Regions from separate parts of the Mus musculus genome. Here region 1 is linked to region 2. The links are chromatin loops, found by intact Hi-C in ENCODE. Cell type or tissue: gastrocnemius. All regions are shown on one strand. Links, peaks and the distances in the headings refer to the core of each region. The heading gives the core; the rest is flanking DNA. Region 1 holds the start of Efs (embryonal Fyn-associated substrate). Region 2 holds the start of Gm31251 (a long non-coding RNA gene).

Evidence for each region. Hi-C counts contacts between places; a loop is a spot of excess contacts. Peaks named below come from ENCODE experiments on the same cell type or tissue, not always from the same donor. Only the 100,000 strongest peaks of a DNase experiment are listed, where the experiment ranks them.
Region 1: a loop joins it to region 2, with 6 times the contacts of the local background. A loop is called at or near these places in 1 of 42 quality-filtered maps.

The regions. Positions count from the first base shown.
Region 1 is chr14:54,919,390-54,928,506 of GRCm38, reverse strand. It overlaps Efs (embryonal Fyn-associated substrate), which reads left to right and starts at 1,719. Exons shown (of 6, transcript NM_010112.4): 1 at 1,719-3,069; 2 at 7,326-7,604; 3 at 7,862-8,002; 4 at 8,093-8,812; 5 at 9,089-9,117. The coding sequence starts at 3,052. In gastrocnemius, for the core only: no CTCF peak of the experiment used is centred there; DNase peaks (open chromatin) are centred at 3,090, 3,259, 3,685, 3,821 and 3 more places; H3K4me3 peaks cover 3,169 bases; H3K27ac peaks cover 3,551 bases.
Region 2 is chr14:54,972,137-54,981,253 of GRCm38, reverse strand. It overlaps Myh7 (myosin, heavy polypeptide 7, cardiac muscle, beta), which reads left to right. Exons shown (of 41, transcript NM_080728.3): 27 at 843-933; 28 at 1,692-2,081; 29 at 2,261-2,387; 30 at 2,553-2,671; 31 at 5,179-5,375; 32 at 5,837-6,020; 33 at 6,177-6,342; 34 at 6,488-6,612; 35 at 7,188-7,496; 36 at 7,749-7,952; 37 at 8,058-8,183; 38 at 8,291-8,566. It overlaps Mhrt (myosin heavy chain associated RNA transcript), which reads right to left. Exons shown (of 5, transcript NR_033497.1): 3 at 8,342-8,489; 4 at 7,728-7,793; 5 at 6,905-7,376. Gm31251 (a long non-coding RNA gene) reads right to left here and starts at 5,990. Exons shown (of 9, transcript XR_001781261.1): 1 at 5,169-5,990; 2 at 2,537-2,783; 3 at 2,267-2,371; 4 at 1,595-2,003. Mir208b (microRNA 208b) reads left to right here and starts at 5,478; the gene lies at 5,478-5,554. In gastrocnemius, for the core only: no CTCF peak of the experiment used is centred there; no DNase peak of the experiment used is centred there.

The DNA.
Region 1 (9,117 bases), core at 397-8,396, 53 kb after region 2:
GACAAGGAAGGGAAAAGATAGATGAACCCTGCTGGGAAGACTTCCTTCTTTGCTACTCTTTGAATGTGGCCAAACCATGGTGTAAGACCATAGGAGGCTGCTCTCTATACAAGGCATCACCCCCATTCAGCCAGTTTTCTCCAAGCGCTCCCTGAGGCTAGAATTCTTCCTAGTTTGAATACCTGAGTACCTGCAACCTTAAAGGAGAGGGCAGAAGTGGGGGTATATAAATGTCGGAAAGGACCGGACAGTGGTGGGGCATGCCTTTAATCCCAGCACTTGGGAGGCAGAGGCAGGTGAATTTCTGAGTTTGAGACCAACCTGGTCTACAGAGTGAGTTCCAGAAGAATAAAAAAAACCAACCAAGACTGCAGCAAAGGTTCCCATTCCTTCAGCTGAGAACATCTGGTTTTCGTGAAAGTGTTGTTAGAGGAAGAAGGGGCATTTTCCATCTGTGTTCTCCTTGCCAAAGCAACTGTTACACGGGAGGAATTAAAACTGCCGGATGGCTATGACTAGACCAAGGTATCAGAGCTAACAAGCCAGGATTCACTCCCAAGACAGAAGCTGCCCCTACCTAAAGTCATTCCTCAAGCTCTGAGGTCCCCACCCATCTCTCAAACTGCAGCCCTGCCTGGACCTTTCACATCCTTCTGCTTAGCTTCCCCGAAAATTCCTTTTCGTTCTAATGGAGCCTGAGTCTGTTGAAGGTTTCCAGCCAGGGCATGAAGTCTGCCCTCCAGCATCACTGACCAGGGCCAGCACCATTCATCCCGCGTTCATCCTGAAACTTTCACTGAGCCACCCTTAGGTGCCAACTCTCCCTCTCCCTCGGCAGAGGGTTCTAGGTAACCAGGCAGTAAACATTGTCCCCTCGGGTGGTTCTGGGAAAATGCTGTGCTTAAGCTTGTGGAACACTGTGGTGTGGTGGAGCAACAGTGGTCTCAAAGCCTCCAGTTCACAAAGGTCCTTAAGTAAGATTTTATCTGTTCTCTTGTAAAGAGGTTACGACTAAGCTCGTTGTCTGTTTGTGCTTAAAGTGCTCATTTGTTAAACGTAAACACTGGGGAAACATTACAGCTTTGCACCTCTATTTAGCAGCTTGCTTACCAGGACACACTCCCCCCACCCCGCCCCAAATTCTTTTCTTTTGAAGAAGACAGATCTCTCCCAACCCTGAGAAGCTCTGATGTATATCTCCTCGAAGTAAAGGCTAGAGAAGAGGGCGACTGAAGGGAGGCCGCAGGAAGGGGAAAGGAGGCAAGGAGCTGGGGTTTGGCTGAAACTCCCGATTCCAGCCCCTCAGAAAGAGTTTTGTCATCTTCTGCCTACGATCTCTACTCCAGCTGCTCCAGTAGCAGCGAGGGCCAAACCAAAGACAAGAAACAGGCCCGGACTGGCAAAGGAGGCTAAAAGGCGGTGCAACCGGCCAGCCTGGGATCTGGTGCCAGCCGCTAAAGCTTCTTGTTCTCTCCCAAGGGCCAGAATCTTTGTTCAGCACCAGACTCCAAGCCTGTGGCCCTCTGGACCTCCCCGGCTCACCCCCGCAGCCGGTTTGAGCCCCTGCAAAGTCAGCGTGCTCAAACCGCCGGGACCCTAGCGCGCGGCGGAAGCAGCGCGTCCCCTCCCTCGGGAAAGACAGATGTGGGGCTAATGAAAGGGAGGCAGGGAGAGGCGTGGGGCTGGCGGGGGAGAGCGGGGGCGTGTCGGGCAGAGCCGAGCTCCCCGGAGCGCGCGGACCAGACCACCCCGCGGTCTGCTGCGCGGTCCCGAGGAGGAAGGTGCGGGGGAGAGTGGCCGGGCTGGGGCGCGCAGTTTGGCCCGAGGGTCTGGAGCTGAAACTCAACACCGCCTCGGAAAGGATCGTCCCCTTTCCCTACAGCTTCCCCTTCCCCCTTCCTCCCCCTTCTCTTAATCCCCTGGCCCGAGCCCCTCGCGAGAGGAATGGGCCTGCGGGGAGGGGAGGGAGAGCTTGCCGAGGGGGAGCGGGAGCCCGGGCAAGGGAGGGAAGGGGCGCGGAGTGCAAGGGGTGATCGGGGGCCGCGCGCGACCCCGGACCTTTTCTAACCCTCAGTGTCCCCACCTCGACCCTAGGCGAGCCCACAGCACTGCTCCTCCCCTTCTCTGTTCCCTTTTGCTCGGTGCCTTTTTCTTCATTTCCCAAGACACCTGGAGCTTCCCTAAGCTTTGGGACGCGCCGAGGGCCCGGTCCAGGGTGTGTGAGCGGGGACTGGGGCCAGAGGGGTGCCTGGGGCAAAGGGTGGTGCGCGCCCTTGAGCGCTGAGACTGAGAGGTGCCTGGCGGCCACCTCCAAGACCCGGCTGTGTTGAGAAGGAGTGTGGCCGGGAGAGCTCGCCTCGGCGCGGGCCTGGGCAGACAGCCCAGCTCCACCGCCACGCGCTCTTAGGCCTTTTGGCGCCGGCCTTTGCGCTGACTTGAGCGAGTTTGGCGACACGCAGCTCAGTTGTCGCTCCTCCTCCTTCCCCGCGGGTCCCGCCGCAGTGGCCCGGCTGCCACGACCACAGACAGCCCTGGGAGCACCGCTCTGCGCCGCTGGGGGAGGGTTGGCCCCAAGAGTCGCTCGTCCAGCCCAACCACTCAGGCGGCTTCTCCCAGCCCTCGGGGCTAGCCTGAGCTGCTTGGAGAGGCGTCGAAAGCAGCCACAGCTCCTGTCTCTTAGCCTGGGAAGTGAGCTGTGAGCCCATGTGAGTCCAGGAGGCCTCTGCGACTTAAGGCGGCAGCTGTGGGGGCCTGGAGCCCCGAGAGACCCTGGGGGACAATTTAGAGCGCGCCCCTTGGATGAGGTCCCGCAGCGACGCCCAGGCCCGCCTTACTCCTCCTCCTGCTTGGCCAAGCTGCCTCCTATTTGGAAAGTTTTGTGGGTTTTCTTTCTCTTCCTCCAACTTTGGGGGGAGGCATCTATCTCCTCAAGCGCTACAGCTTGGGGTGACCTTCTGACTTGGAGGCCGGGAACCATGGTGTGGGGCAGCCATCGCTGAAGTCAGCGAAACAGAGCCTGGCCTGAAGCAGGCGACGCTGGAGGCCAGAGCCATGGCCATTGCCACGTCGGTGAGTTCACCAGGGAAAGGAGGTTTGCCAGGCAGACACCTCCAACCTGCTCTATGGCACTGTCCTGTTTATTTCTATCCACTCAGTGATCTCTCCCAGAAGCCTGTCCTCTTTTGTTCCTTTCTCCCTCCCTCTCAGTCCTCATCCCCTGTGCCTTCTGGTTCTGGGTTGGCCCCTCCTCCTCTCTCCCTATTCTCTTTCTTTATAGTGGTTGTGGATAGTTGGGGGATGAGGGGGGAGGGCGGAGTGTAACCCCATCCTATCTGCTCTTGCTGGGTGGAAACAGATGCCTATTGGGGGTTGGCAGGGGCTTGTAATTGGGAGGTAAGTAAAAGGAGTTTTCTGACAAAGACCAGGAAGCCCAAGGAAAATGGAAGGCCAAGGAAGCCCAACTCTAAAGGATTGGGGGGAAAATGGAGAAACAGGCAGGTGACCAGGCTGGGGAAAATAACATAGAGTAGGGGCGATGATGTCAGCCCGCCTCGGGCCACTTTCTAGTGACTAGGAACAAAAGACAGGGACAGTTGGCTTGTTGGAATTGCGGGAGGAGGCCTCCCAGAAAGCGCAGTGGCACCCTGCCACCCAAATAAGTCAGCCATTGCCTCACAAGTCAGCTGGGCCCCTAAGAGGAGATAAAGCAGGAGGGGTCACACCCATAATCCATCATCCTATCAGCAGCTCTGGCCTGGGTTTAGGCAAACTGCAAAGCATGGCCCCATTGGATAAAATTCAAACCTAATACTGGGAGGAGCCATACAGCCGCCACCTCTGCTTTCTGTCTTGGAGCTCAGCTTCTCCAGCCCTTGCTGGGGATCCCCAGGGAACGCCAGGCTGCCACCTGCTTTCCTGGACTGTGGCTATGGGAAGAAAAGTTATGAAAGTGAAAGAAAACCCGGGAGCCACAGAACACCTTGAGGACGGATCCAATTTTCATTCCTCAGACAAGACCTTTTCGTCCTCTGGTGGCAGGGTGCCTTTGGGAGTGCCAAAGCTGCTGTCAGGATCCTGGAGTTAGTGTCACTTTTGAAGTCCAGAAGGTGTTTGGGTGAGGAGTATTTATGCTAGTGAAACTCACAGGATCACAACAATGGTAACATTTACAGTTTACACACCTGCCCTCCCCCACTAAACTTTGTCATGACCTTTTGATGCATTGTCTCATACAGCTTTCAACCTTACAAGGACGTTTGATCATTCAAAAATAGGTACTTGTCTAGAGATAAGAAAATTCTACAGTGGAGGACACTACAATATAGGGATATTTAAAATCTCCTTAAAGGCATCCAAGCAAGAAAGGAACTCAACCCCCAAGTCCATCTGTACTTACAGCCTTGACTTTAATCACTGGCTAGATCCAAAATACTAATTTCTAGTTTTCAATTAGAAGGAAAGGCACTGGGGCTGGGGGCATGGCCCAATTGGTAAAGTGTTTGCTGCATAAATTAAGGATCTGAGTTTGACCCCCAGCACCCAAGTACTGCCATGTGCAGGGTACTCAGCTGTACACCCAGCACTGGGGAGGCAGAAACAAGAGGATTCCAGAGGCTCGTTGTCCAGCCAAGTCAGTGAACTTAAGGCTCAGACCCTCTCTAAGGAAAAGGAGAATAGAGCATGATTAAGGGAGATACCCACCAGCACCCACTGGCCTCCACGTGGCAGCGATCTGTGGAGCATGCTTTTTTTCTTTGTAGACGTTTCTCTTAGAAGTCACAGTATAATCAGAAATACTGTGGTGAGGGCCAGGCATGTAGCTCAGAGGTCGACATTTGCCTGTCATGCAAAGGGACCTGAGTTTGACCCCAGTACTTTGAGGAAGGAAGGAAGGAAGGAAGGGAGGAAGGAAGGGAGGGAGGGAGGGAGGGAAGGAGGGAGGGAGGGAGGGAGGGAGGGAGGAAGGGAGGAAGGAAGGGTGGATGGTTGCTTGGGAGCAGAAGAAAGGAGCACAGAGCTGCACAACTTGCTTCCTAGCACAAAACAGTCCCAGAGGAACAGCATGTCTGAGTGAGCCGAGCATCCTTCTCCCCTCCAGTCCAGTAGCATCCGGCTACAGCTGGATGTTTAGTTGTTTATTTGATGCTGCTGCTGATGGTGATGATGATATTTTTATAATACTAGAGGCTGAACCTAATGCCTCAAAACATCCTAGGCAGCTGTTCTGTCACTGAGCTACACACTCAGATACCCAGCCTTTTTCTTTTTTTTTTAAGCAAAGTTTTATGAAGCCTAATCCTGATCCTTCTACCTCCACTTCAAAAGGACAGGGATAGCAGGTATAGAGCCCCACAATCCCAGTGGCTAAAGACAGACTCCAGAGCCTTTTGTATGCTAAGATAGCCACTCTACCGACTGAGTCACGTCCCAGTCCCCCCGCATTTTTTTTTTTTTTTGGTTTTTCGAGACAGGGTTTCTCTGTATAATCCTGGCTGTCCTGGAGCTCACTTTGTAGACCAGGCTGGCCTCGAACTCAGAAATCCACCTGCCTCTGCATCCGGAGTGCTGGGATTAAAGGCGTGCGCCACCATGCCCGGCTAAATATTTTTTTTTAATATTTGTTTGTTTTAATTATGTATGTGTCTCTATCTGTGGGGGTCTGCACATATGAGTGTAGGAGCTCACAGAAGCTAGAGGTGTTGGACCCACATGGCTACCTGGCCAGCAGCGTCTAACTGGCTGTTCTCCAATGTTTCTGGGTGAGCCACACTGCCTGGGATCCTACTGGCAGGCAGTCATTTAGCAATCACAACTGAAACTGACTATGCTCTGAGTGGAATAAGCTTGTTTCTCCCAAAGGATGTTACGGGACAGGAGCACTGAGAGGAGTGAGAACCGAGGGAGGTTGAGTGTAGGAACCTATACAAACACCTTCCTCACCCCCGAGTCACTATCCCTCTCTACTGCTGCGCTAGTAAAATGAAAAAGGACAGGCTAGAGAGGTGGCTTAGTAGGTAAAAGTACCTGTTGCTAAGTCGGAGGACCCAAGTGTAACTCCCAAAACACACATGGCAGAAGGAGAGAACCGGTTCCTGCAAGTTAGCCTCTGGTCCCCACCTGTGCACTGTGGCACACATGCACACAAACAAAATGATGTAAAAGAAAACCACAGTGGTTGCAGAAGACATAGGGAGCACCCTTGAAGGAGTACAAGCTCTGACTGATGTCACTGCTCTTCCGGCCATGTCAGCCATACACCACTGGACCAAGCCTAAACCTGCACCCCGGTTTGCCTTCTAAAATGGAGATTTTGAGACTAAGACTTGGTGTAAAGACTTAAGAGTCTCTGGATACTTCGTGTTTATGACTCAGTGCCTAAGCTCAGGCCCTCAATGGGGAAAGCTTAGGTTCCTGTCTAGACAGGTCTGCAGGCTGGCTTCGAACCTTCAAAGCAGTTCTCCTGCCTCAGCTCTCCCAACTGCTGGGATTACAAACATGAGTTGTCATTCCCAGCACTGCTCTGAACACATACTATAGTATACATACATATAGTATATATACATTTCTCTTCTCCATGCTTCTTTGGCCTCTTCTGGCAGTACTGTATTTGTTCAGGCTAGGAACAGAACAATGGCTTCTATTTGTTTTCTTTCTCAAGTGTGCCTTAACACTTGGTCTAGATGTCTTCCAGGCTCCCTCAGAAAGGCAGGTCTCTATAGTTGCTTAACCTAACCTTTTACTTGGGGGAGTAATCACTGGAGGACCAAGGGAACACGAAAGAGAGTCTATGCGAGATGCTAGCCAGACCTCTTCATGTGCTCTAAAGAAATTCTTTAACAAATGTGTACTGAGGACCAGTTCTGCTTGGCACCCTTTTGGAGGTGTCATGGAGTAGAGCAGCCCTTGGTCTTACAGGGCTTATAGTGTGATAGCAGAACTCAATAATAACAAAACCTAAGTAATAGAAAGTGTTTTGAAGGCAACAGTGGGTGGATCCAGGCACAGAATGGGATGGGGAAGAGAGGAAAGAGAATCCTCTTCCTTGGAGGAGACGTTTTCTCAGAACTGAAGGATGTAAAAGGATCAGTAAGATGGTACTTGGAGTAGAGGGAATATAAGTGCAAAGGCACTAAGATGGAAGAGACAGGTTTAGAAACGAGAAGGAGGAGGAGTGTGCCCTCCATGACGCTGGCAGGGCAGAGCCTAATGAGGAGCAGGTGAGCCAGGAGTGAGACATTTTTGCTTGACTGGAAGGGGAGGCTGTCTCATTTCCACGTGACCTGATCCGTGTGTGAGAACCATTATCCTCTAACCTCTCCCACCAGGCCCAGCTTGCCCGGGCATTGTACGACAACACTGCAGAGTCCCCCCAGGAACTGTCCTTCCGCCGAGGGGATGTTCTACGGGTACTGCAGAGGGAGGGTGCTGGTGGACTTGATGGTTGGTGCCTCTGCTCTCTGCATGGCCAGCAGGGTATTGTCCCTGCTAACAGAGTGAAGCTCCTTCCTGCTGGCCCAGCACCCAAGCCTAGCCTCTGCCCAGCATCTCCCACCCAGCCTGGCTCATCATGTCCCACCCCAGAGCGTGGCTGTGAGGAGCAGGAGGTAAGAAGTAGAGCCTCTCATCCCAGGCCTGGCAATCTTTGCCCTCTCCAGGGCCTGGATACAGGTTTGCAGGGAGATCCTGACTGAGACCTTGACCTTTGGCCTTTTACTGGTCGTTAGCTGTCTTTCTGCCACCTGTTTCTAAGGTCAGCACAGGAAGTGTGGAGGGGGGGAGGCTAGGAAGTCTATAAGCTCCTGAACTTGTGTATGTGTTTCAATGACTTCATTCCTGACACACCCACCTCTTCATCTCCTAGGTGTATGTAATACCACCACCAGCTCGACCCTGCTCTGCCTCGGGACTTCCAGCTAGATCCTGCTCACCCTCTTCTGACTCCATCTACAAGGTCCCCCGAGGCAATGGGATGCAGCTGACTGCCTCCAGAGACGTGGCAGAGGTTAGAGTTTTGTGCATGTTGGGTGAGGGCCAGAATTCACAGGGCTAGTCTATTGCAGAGCTGAAAGCTAATGCTGATCCCTCCCACCAGGTCTATGATGTGCCTCCCAACATCCTCCGGGCTCCCTCCAGCTGTCCCTATGACTCCCCAGCCTCCTTTTCCTGTCCTGTGGCCCCAGTTGTCCCACAGCCCCCCAGAGAGGATGAAGCGCCCTACGATGTGCCTCTGGCCTTAAAGCCACCTGCAGAGCTGGAGCGGGATCCGGAGTGGGAAGGGGGCCGGGAGCCAGGGCCTCCTCTTTACGCTGCCCCTTCCAACCTGAAACGGGCCTCGGCTCTGCTCAACCTGTACGAAGCACCCGAGGAACTCCTGGCAAATGGAGAAAGCAGGGATGCAGATGAAGGCATTTACGATGTGCCTCTGCTGGGGCCAGAGCCACCGTCCCCAGAGCCTCCAGTGGCTTCTTCCTCCACTGACCTGGACACTGTGGCCCAGCTTCCGACCAGAAGCTCCCCACCCCAACACAGGCCCAGGCTACCATCCACTGAGAGCCTGTCCCGCCGCCCTCTGCCTGCCCTCCCTGTCTCTGAGGCTCCTGCTCCTTCTCCAGCTCCTTCTCCTGCCCCAGGCCGAAAGGGCAGTATCCAGGACAGGCCTCTACCCCCTCCCCCACCCTGCCTGCCTGGTTATGGGGGCCTCAAACCCGAGGGAGATCCAGAGTGCAGGGAGGTAGCCAATGATCCAGCAGGCCCTCACAATGAATATGAAGGCATCCCAATGGCCGAGGAATATGACTACGTGCATCTGAAGGTGAGATCCTGGGAGACCCCACCAGAAGGGTCTCCCTATCTATTTCCCTTTCTCCTGGCCTCCTGCCCAGTAGCTTGGGACTCCAGCACTAGCCCACACCACTTGAGTGAATACCACATGCCTTAATCCCAGCATGAAGGTGAGCAGCTGTCCCCCGCAGGGCAAGGACTCCAAGCTCTGATGTTGGGAATACTTCCCTGAAGGACTGAGCCAGAGGCAACAGGGGGCCTGAATTCAGCTCCCTTCCCCTAACACTAACAAGTGGTCCCTCTGCAGGGTGTGGATACAGCTCAGGGTTCTAGACC
Region 2 (9,117 bases), core at 379-8,378:
TACACCAATTTAAAAAAAAAAAAGAGAGAGGCAACTGAGTCACCTAAGCTAACAGTGACAAGTTAAAGACCACCAGCATCAAAGAGAAAGAAAAAAAAGGCCTTTGCAATAGTCTCATTACTTCACAGAGGAGAAAACTTGGGATAAGAGGGGAAAGCTTGCTGGGCGGTGGTGGCACACACCTTTAATCCCAGTACTTGGGAGGCAGAGGCAGGCGGATTTCCGAGTTCAAGCCCATCCTGGTCTACAAAGTGAGTTCCAGGACAGCCAGGGTTACACAGAGAAACCCTGTCTCGAAAAACCAAAAATAATAATAAATAAATAAATAAATAAATAAATAAATAAATAAATAAATAAATAAATAGGGGAAAGCTTGCTGGAGAGATGGCTCAGAGGTTAAGAGCACTGACTGCTCTTCCAGAGGTCCTGAGTTCAAATCCCAGCAACCACATGGTGGCTCACAACCATCTGTAATGGGATCTGATGCCCTCTTCTGGTGTGTCTGAGAACATTGATAGTGTACACTCATACATATTTAATAATAAATAAATAATTTTTTTAAAAGAAGGAAAAGCCCCACAGAGCCCCACCCCACCACCCTGCTGCAGGGCTTTCCATTACATTCTTCCTGGACCTGAACCCGACAGCAGGTGTTATCCTTTGGGCATCCTAAATCACTCTTGGAAGTTTTTTGTTTTGTTTTATTTTGTTTTGTTTTGTTTTGTTTTGTTTTGTTTTGTTTTGTTTTTTTCCTGTACTTTATTGGTTTTATAGTCTGCAATCTCTGGTGGATAGTCAGGTGCCTACCTGGCCTGCTACCCCACCCCCTTTCTCCCCTACAGGAAGGACTTTGAGTTAAATGCACTCAATGCCAGGATTGAGGATGAGCAAGCCCTGGGCAGTCAGCTGCAGAAGAAGCTCAAGGAGCTTCAGGTAAGGCTAGAGGAGAGGCTCCAGCTGAACGTGGCATCCCTGGCTGGCTCTCCGCTTCCCTCGACCCCCTCCAGGGTATGCTACTCCTGCAACAAGGAACTGTGTGCCCGTGAAAGGAGATAAAATGAACAAGGCTTCCTATGGGAATCCCTAGCTGGGGCTTGTATGATCCAAGGAAGACACAGGAAGAGAGCCTGGGAGGGGACGGGGGAGGTCTAGACCGCAGAACTCCTGGTTTCTTCTCAGTCTGTCTAGTCACGAGATCACAGAGCTCCACTACAGACCTCTGAGTCTCCATGCCTACTCTGTCACCTGGTGACTTTTAGGTCCCTTCAGCTCTTATGGCTCTTTCCTCTGTAGCAGGCATTGAATTAGGTCTTCAGCTATTTTATCAGACAAGTGTGGTTTTCTCAGCTACACTTTTGCTACTTTCCCCCACTAAATTGCTTGCAAAAACCCATGAGACACAGATTGTTGTTGTTGTTTGTTTGTTTGTTTGTTTGTTGTTGTTGTTGTTGTTTGGCCTTCTCTAAGATATCTGCTTTCTTCCAATAAAGAGAATGTGCACTGCTCAAGCCTAAAGGAAAGTTGACTGGGCTGCGCAAGACACCTTCCCCCAAATCCATCTATGTCCACCTTTCTAGTAACACATCAAACTTACGTGCTGTTCTCATAGACCAGGGATCTTTTAGAGCTCCAGGGCCGGCCTCAATGGAGGGGTGCAGGAAGCAGGTCTGACCCTCTGTGTCCCTGGCTAGGCACGCATCGAGGAGCTGGAGGAGGAGCTGGAGGCCGAGCGCACAGCCCGGGCCAAGGTGGAGAAGCTGCGCTCTGACCTGTCCCGGGAGCTGGAGGAGATCAGTGAAAGGCTGGAGGAGGCAGGCGGGGCCACATCCGTGCAGATAGAGATGAACAAGAAGCGCGAGGCCGAGTTCCAGAAGATGCGGCGGGACCTGGAGGAGGCCACGCTGCAGCACGAGGCCACGGCGGCGGCCCTGCGCAAGAAGCATGCCGACAGCGTGGCGGAGCTGGGCGAGCAGATCGACAACCTCCAGCGGGTGAAGCAGAAGCTGGAGAAAGAGAAAAGCGAGTTCAAGCTGGAGCTGGATGACGTCACCTCCAACATGGAGCAGATCATCAAGGCCAAGGTGGGCCCTCTCAGCAGCTCCCTCCTCTAATCCCCTCTGATGTCGATCCTCTTTCTTCCTTGACAGCTCATCTGGTTCCCCTCCCTGCCCCCTCCCTTCCATGGTTTTCTCTTTCATTGCAATCCTTACTCCACTTTAGTTCCTTCCTGCACCTACTCTGTAACTCCTTCCTCTCTCAGGCTAACCTGGAGAAGATGTGCCGGACCTTGGAAGACCAGATGAATGAGCACCGGAGCAAGGCCGAGGAGACGCAGCGTTCTGTCAATGACCTCACCAGCCAGCGGGCCAAGCTGCAGACAGAGAATGGTGAGCCCAGGGCTGGAGCTCCATGGGTCCCAACCTCCTGAGCCATCCTAGCCTTGGGTGTACATGCTCCTCATATGCCCACAGCCTCTCCAGAGAAGGGAGCCTAAGAGTTAGGGGCAGGGTTGAGGGTAGAGAGGGACAGAAGGTACCTTGGTGCCTCCCCAGGGGAGCTGTCCCGGCAGCTGGACGAGAAGGAGGCTCTGATCTCTCAGCTAACCCGAGGCAAGCTCACATATACACAGCAGCTGGAGGACCTCAAGAGGCAACTGGAGGAGGAGGTCAAGGTAAGGCCTAGACTCTGTGTCTGGACAAAGCATAGAGTGCACCAATTGGCCAGAATATGGGTCTCTTTCTTCTCTAAGAGTGAGGCTTGTCTGGTCCACAACTTACTACAAACTGTAAAAAAGAAGTAATAACACAGCCTTTACTAAGTATCTTTTAAAATCTGTTCCCCAGGCTGAGAGAGGCCCTTTGCCCTCCTACTGCTGTGCAGGGGTGGGGAGTAGGAGGGTAAAGAGGCAGAGAGGAAATTATCTAAGATAGTGATTTTCAACCTCTGGGTTGCGACCTCTTTGGGGTCAAATAGTAGATATCATGCATGCCAGACATTTACATTCACATCTAGAACAGTAGTAAATTATAGTGTGAAGTAGCCATGACAATTTTATGGTTGAGGGTTCCTACAACGTGAGGGACTATATTAAAGGCCACAGAATTAGGCAGGCTCAGAGCCTCTGATCTGAGGAGATGGGATTTGGCCTTCTTGGGTGCAGATATTGGGTGCAGGGACTACACAGAGGGGTCCTAGGATGATGAGAGCAATCTGAAGCCTGGAAGAAGAAAGCCGGAGCCTATCCCTAGCACAGTACTGAGTTCATGGGAAAGAGATAAGGCCATGCGTTCTTAAGCCTCACAGGGCTCTGGCTGGGGAGAGAGCTCAGTCAGTAAAAGGCTTGGTGCAGGAGCATGAAGGTGTTTGGTCCTGAGTTCAGTCACCAGCACTTGTAATCTTCGCGTGGAGATGGCAGAGACAGCCATGTAGCTTGCCTGTTCTACTTTGTGGATTCTTTTTCTTCCACCCTTTCAACTCCCTAACACTAGATAAGAGAGAAAAAAGGATAGAGAAGAAAGGAAAGAGATCCCTGAATAAAGTCAGAAGTTGGAAACCGGACGATACTATTGTTAGACTATCTCTTCTCATTAGGGATGATGCTATTGTTACACTACCTCCTTCTGATTAGGGGCGTTGAGTTTGAGTTGCTTGAGGAAAGTTTGATCTTCACCACCAATATACCTAGTTGTTTCTTCTTCTTCTTCTTCTTCTTCTTCTTCTTCTTCTTCTTCTTCTTCTTCTTCTTCTTCTTCTTCTTCTTCTTCTTCTTCTTCTTCTTCTCCTCCTCCTCCTCCTCCTCCTCCTCCTCCTCCTCCTTCTCCATCTTCTTCTTCCTCTTCCTCTTCTTCCTCCTCCTCTTCCTCTTCCTCTTCTCCTTCTTTTCCCTCCTCCTCTTTCTCTCTCTCCTCCCCTTCTTCCTCCTCTTCTGTTCCCTCCTCTTCCTCCTCCTCCTCCTTTCTTTTTTTTTTTTTTTTTTTTTTTTTTTTTTTTTTTTTTGGTTTTTCGAGACAGGGTTTCTCTGTATAGCCCTGGCTGTGCTGGAACTCACTGTAGAGCAGGCTGGCCTCGAACTCAGAAATCCGCCTGCCTCTGCCTCCAAAGTGCTGGGATCAAAGGCATGTGCCACCACGCCCCGCCTCTTCCTTTCTTCTTCTCCTCCTTCTCCTCCTCCTCTTCCTCCTCCTCCTCCTTCCTCTTCTTCATCTCCTTCTCCTTCTTCTCACTCCTCCTCCTCTTTCTCTCCCTCTTTCCCTTCTTCCTCCTCTTTCTCTCTCTCTCTCTCCTCCCCTTCTTCCTCCTCCTCCTTTTCTTCTTCTGCTTCTACTCCTACCTACTCCTCCTCTTCTACTTTCTTCTTTGCACATGACTACTTAACAAACCATGAGCAACAGTGACCAACAGCAACCAATAGCAACCAACAGCAACCAACAACCCCCAAAATCCAACCCTACCTCTCTGAGTCCTAGCATTCATATACCCTCTGAAAAGTCCTTAGAATTCCAAATGTCACACAATAGCAGAAACTATCTGCAGCTGACAAGATCACACCACTGCTAGAGCACGAGGCAAATCATAGTCAGCCTCTGTGGACAATCTGAAGCAGCCCCATATCCCACTCCTGGGATTAAAACAAACACACATTCTTATAATACTTCTGTGTATTTTTTTTAAAAAAAAAAGCCAAAATTCTAAAATTATCACTACACAGGAAGATCTCTGGGACTGACTGACAGTCAGCCCAGCCAAGTTCTGAGGTCTTGGTGACAGACTTTGTCTCAGAAAAATATGGTATATGGTGTCATGTGAAAAACCCATGGTTGACTTCAGACCTCCCTACATATGTACAAACATCCCAACTCTTCCCCACAAAACCCCAAAGCTTAGTACTAACCTACCTCTTATAGTGTGGTAATCTCAAGGAAAACTTCCTGATGCCTGTTTGCACCTGTAAATGCACTGGGTGATCAGCTCTTCTGCAAGGAGCATCAGGCAGTGGACACAGAACTTTGTAAACAGTGCAGCACTGTTTTATTATTTAGGGTCATTCTTGCTCAGCAAACCACACCGGGTTCGCTGGAGAGTTGGAGGTAGATGGGGCCAAGGGATGTGTTGAGACTGGGGTAAAAGGATGGTGGAGGAAAAAGCTGACCCACTTCCTTGATGCTCACCTCTTCCCAGGCCAAGAACGCGCTGGCCCACGCACTGCAGTCAGCACGGCATGATTGTGACCTGCTGAGGGAACAGTATGAGGAGGAGACAGAGGCCAAGGCTGAGCTACAGCGAGTCCTGTCCAAGGCCAATTCAGAGGTGGCCCAGTGGAGGACCAAGTATGAGACGGATGCCATACAGAGGACAGAGGAGCTGGAGGAAGCCAAGTGAGTCCTGGGTAGCCAGCCCTGGTTGAGGCTCCTCTGCAGCCCAGTCTGATGCTCAGTAGTCCACACAGAGGGGACTCTTAGGCACCCCCACCTCCTGCTCCTCTCAGGGAAGCTTTTTGCTCGCGTTATGTTTCTCATCCGAATATAAGACGAACAAAAGGTTTGTCTGAGGGCTGAGTGCTCCCACCTGGGGTACGGTGCTGTAGGGAATGGGGCTGCTGCAGCCAAGAAGGATCAGGCTCATGGTGCTCAGTGGTGCTATGCCTTCATGCTCAGCTACTAAGATTTGTCTGCCAAGTGCCCAGCCTCTGAAGCCCATCCCCAGCCTTCTCTGATTGCTTCTAGATAGTCAAGGATAGTCTTTTGAAAGTCACATGTTCTCCTCTTGTCCAAACCTACCTCCTCCATTCTCCCCATCCCTCTCTTCCCGGCCACCCTCCCTCCTTCCCCTACTGCAGGAAGAAGCTGGCTCAGAGGCTGCAGGATGCAGAGGAGGCAGTGGAGGCTGTCAATGCCAAGTGTTCCTCTCTGGAGAAGACCAAGCACAGGCTGCAGAATGAGATCGAGGACCTGATGGTGGACGTGGAGCGCTCCAATGCCGCCGCCGCAGCCCTGGACAAGAAGCAGAGGAACTTTGACAAGGTAGGCTCACGGTGGGGCTACAGACACTGTGCATGCTGCTGGTGGGGTCAGTGCCAGCTCAAGGCTGCAGCATGCTCCTTGGAGGTGGGGGAGGAGGGCTGGGTCGGGGGAGGGGGGCCTGGGCAGTTCTGGTCACAGGGCGCTCCTTCCCTGCAGATCCTGGCTGAGTGGAAGCAGAAGTATGAGGAGTCGCAGTCAGAGCTGGAGTCTTCCCAGAAGGAGGCGCGCTCCCTGAGCACAGAGCTCTTCAAGCTCAAGAACGCCTATGAGGAGTCTCTGGAGCACCTAGAGACCTTCAAGCGGGAGAACAAGAACCTCCAGGGTGGGCGAGCTGGGGGACAGGAAAGGGCTGCAGGGAAAGGGAAGGGCCATGTCCCCATCTCCAATAGCAGTCCAGGGAAAGAAGCACACCCCTACTCTATTGAGACCCCAGAAATTCCTGACTGAGTCACTGTGTGCCCCCACAGAGGAGATCTCAGACCTGACTGAGCAGCTGGGCTCCACGGGGAAGAGCATCCATGAGCTGGAGAAGATCCGAAAGCAACTGGAGGCCGAGAAGCTGGAGCTGCAGTCGGCCCTGGAGGAGGCTGAGGTGGGCACGAAGGAGGGAGCAGGGCCAGGTAGGGACTGGGATCTAGACTTTGGTCCCTGCTCCCATCTGTCCTTTGCCTGACTTCCTCCACAATGGTCCATTGCCAGGGTCTAAGATGGTGCTGGACATAGCAGGCACCCAGCAAACAGTTGTCAATGTCAGATGAGTTCAAGGTCACTCAAGTTCCTTCACACAAACATTTTATTTACTGTACCTTAGAAAGACTCCTATTTCAGCTCATTCCACTTTCCACCTCTGCCTGCCTGTGTGTGGTGGTTTTTTTTTTTTTGTTCCTTTACTCTCTGCTTCATTGCCTCTGTTTCCTTGGCAACACTTTTCATTTTCCTCTTTGTCTTCAAAGCTGACTCCCTCCGCCCCCCTGGGAGTCTGCATCCCCTTCTCTTCAGCTTGCTTTCATTTCTCTTGTGCACACTCTTTCTCATTTCCTTCCACTGCATCTCCTACTGAGTCATGTATACCATCCCCAAATGCTCTCTGTGCCATGGTTTTTAGACACACCCTTGCTTCCACCCTGGTCTCTGACTATATGCCTGCAAAATCTATATCCTTTCCAGGCCTCCCTGGAGCACGAGGAGGGCAAGATCCTCCGCGCCCAGCTAGAGTTCAACCAGATCAAGGCAGAGATTGAAAGGAAGCTGGCAGAGAAGGATGAGGAGATGGAGCAGGCCAAGCGCAACCACCTGCGGATGGTGGACTCCCTGCAGACCTCCCTGGATGCGGAGACACGCAGCCGCAATGAGGCCCTGCGGGTGAAGAAGAAGATGGAGGGCGACCTCAACGAGATGGAGATCCAGCTCAGCCATGCCAACCGTATGGCTGCTGAGGCCCAGAAACAAGTGAAGAGCCTCCAGAGTCTGCTGAAGGTACTCAGAGACTTCTGGAAACAAGAGGTTACCTCACCTAGGGAAGGGCTGGCTTCTATAAATGCTAATTAGATGGTAGACACTAATTAGAGACACTTCCTCTCTCTTGTCATACCATCGTTGTAGAGATAACTGACAGGCCAACCCAAAGCAACCACAATGGACTTTCCACCCACGCCCAATCCTGGGGGACAGCTTCATGAAGGCACCCCAGCTGGCTAACTAGCTTACACTCATTTTTCTGATCCTCAGGACACTCAAATCCAGCTGGATGATGCTGTCCGTGCCAATGACGACCTGAAAGAGAACATCGCCATCGTGGAACGGCGCAACAACCTGCTGCAGGCGGAGCTGGAGGAGCTTCGGGCTGTGGTGGAGCAGACGGAGCGGTCTCGGAAGCTGGCAGAGCAGGAGCTGATTGAGACCAGCGAGCGGGTGCAGCTGCTGCACTCGCAGGTGAGGGGGTACCCTGTACATTCCTGAGCTCAGCAGATGACAGACAGGGGAAGGAGCCTCTCAGAGATGCACAGGGATTTTTCTGCTCTGCCACTCTTTTCTCAGAACACCAGCCTCATCAACCAGAAGAAGAAGATGGATGCAGACCTATCCCAGCTCCAGACAGAAGTAGAGGAGGCAGTGCAGGAGTGTAGGAACGCAGAGGAGAAGGCCAAGAAGGCTATCACAGATGTGAGTCCCCTCCCCTACCTACCCACTCCAGAGCAGCATCTCCCTAGTTTGGGCAGTGAGCCCATGAGGACCTGAGCAGACCACATGCTCTCCTCTCCTGCGCACAGGCCGCCATGATGGCTGAGGAGCTGAAGAAGGAGCAGGACACCAGCGCCCACCTGGAGCGCATGAAGAAGAACATGGAGCAGACCATCAAGGACTTGCAGCACCGTCTGGACGAGGCAGAGCAGATCGCCCTCAAGGGCGGCAAGAAGCAGCTGCAGAAGCTGGAGGCCCGGGTCCGGGAGCTGGAGAATGAGCTGGAGGCTGAGCAAAAGCGCAATGCAGAGTCAGTGAAGGGCATGAGGAAGAGTGAGCGGCGCATCAAGGAGCTCACCTACCAGGTTGGGCAGGGCTGTGATCATGGCCCTGACACAATGGTCTCGAGCCACAGTGACAAGCAACCAAGGGGGACAGAGAGAGCTTGCTACCTTTCCCTAGCCAGAGTTGGTGTGCAGCCTCTGGAGGTCCTTCCACTCTGCCCAGTCATGGACTCTTGTCCCCTGGCCCAGAGGACCATGATTGAGCTTCATAACCTGTGTGTTCCACCTTGACATGCTCCCTCTATATACCCCCATCCACCAGAGATATGCTCTAGACAGGCACAGCCACAAGCAGCAACACCCTCCTGCAGAAAACTTATAGCCAGGCCTGCTACCAAAGACACCAAAGCCATTCAAATAAGTCTCAAAACGTTTCAGGTACCCAGGGCAGCATAAACCCAGCTTTCCACAGCGTTCCATTAGGAGTTTGTTTGTCTTTCTGTCTAGCATGCTACACCCTCTAAGCACAGTTTGCCCTTAGCTTAGATCAAGTTCGTGTCAGTCCACTGCAGCCCAGAAAATTCCATCATGCTTACAACCCCAGAGTCACTCTCAGTACATGCTGGGCCCAG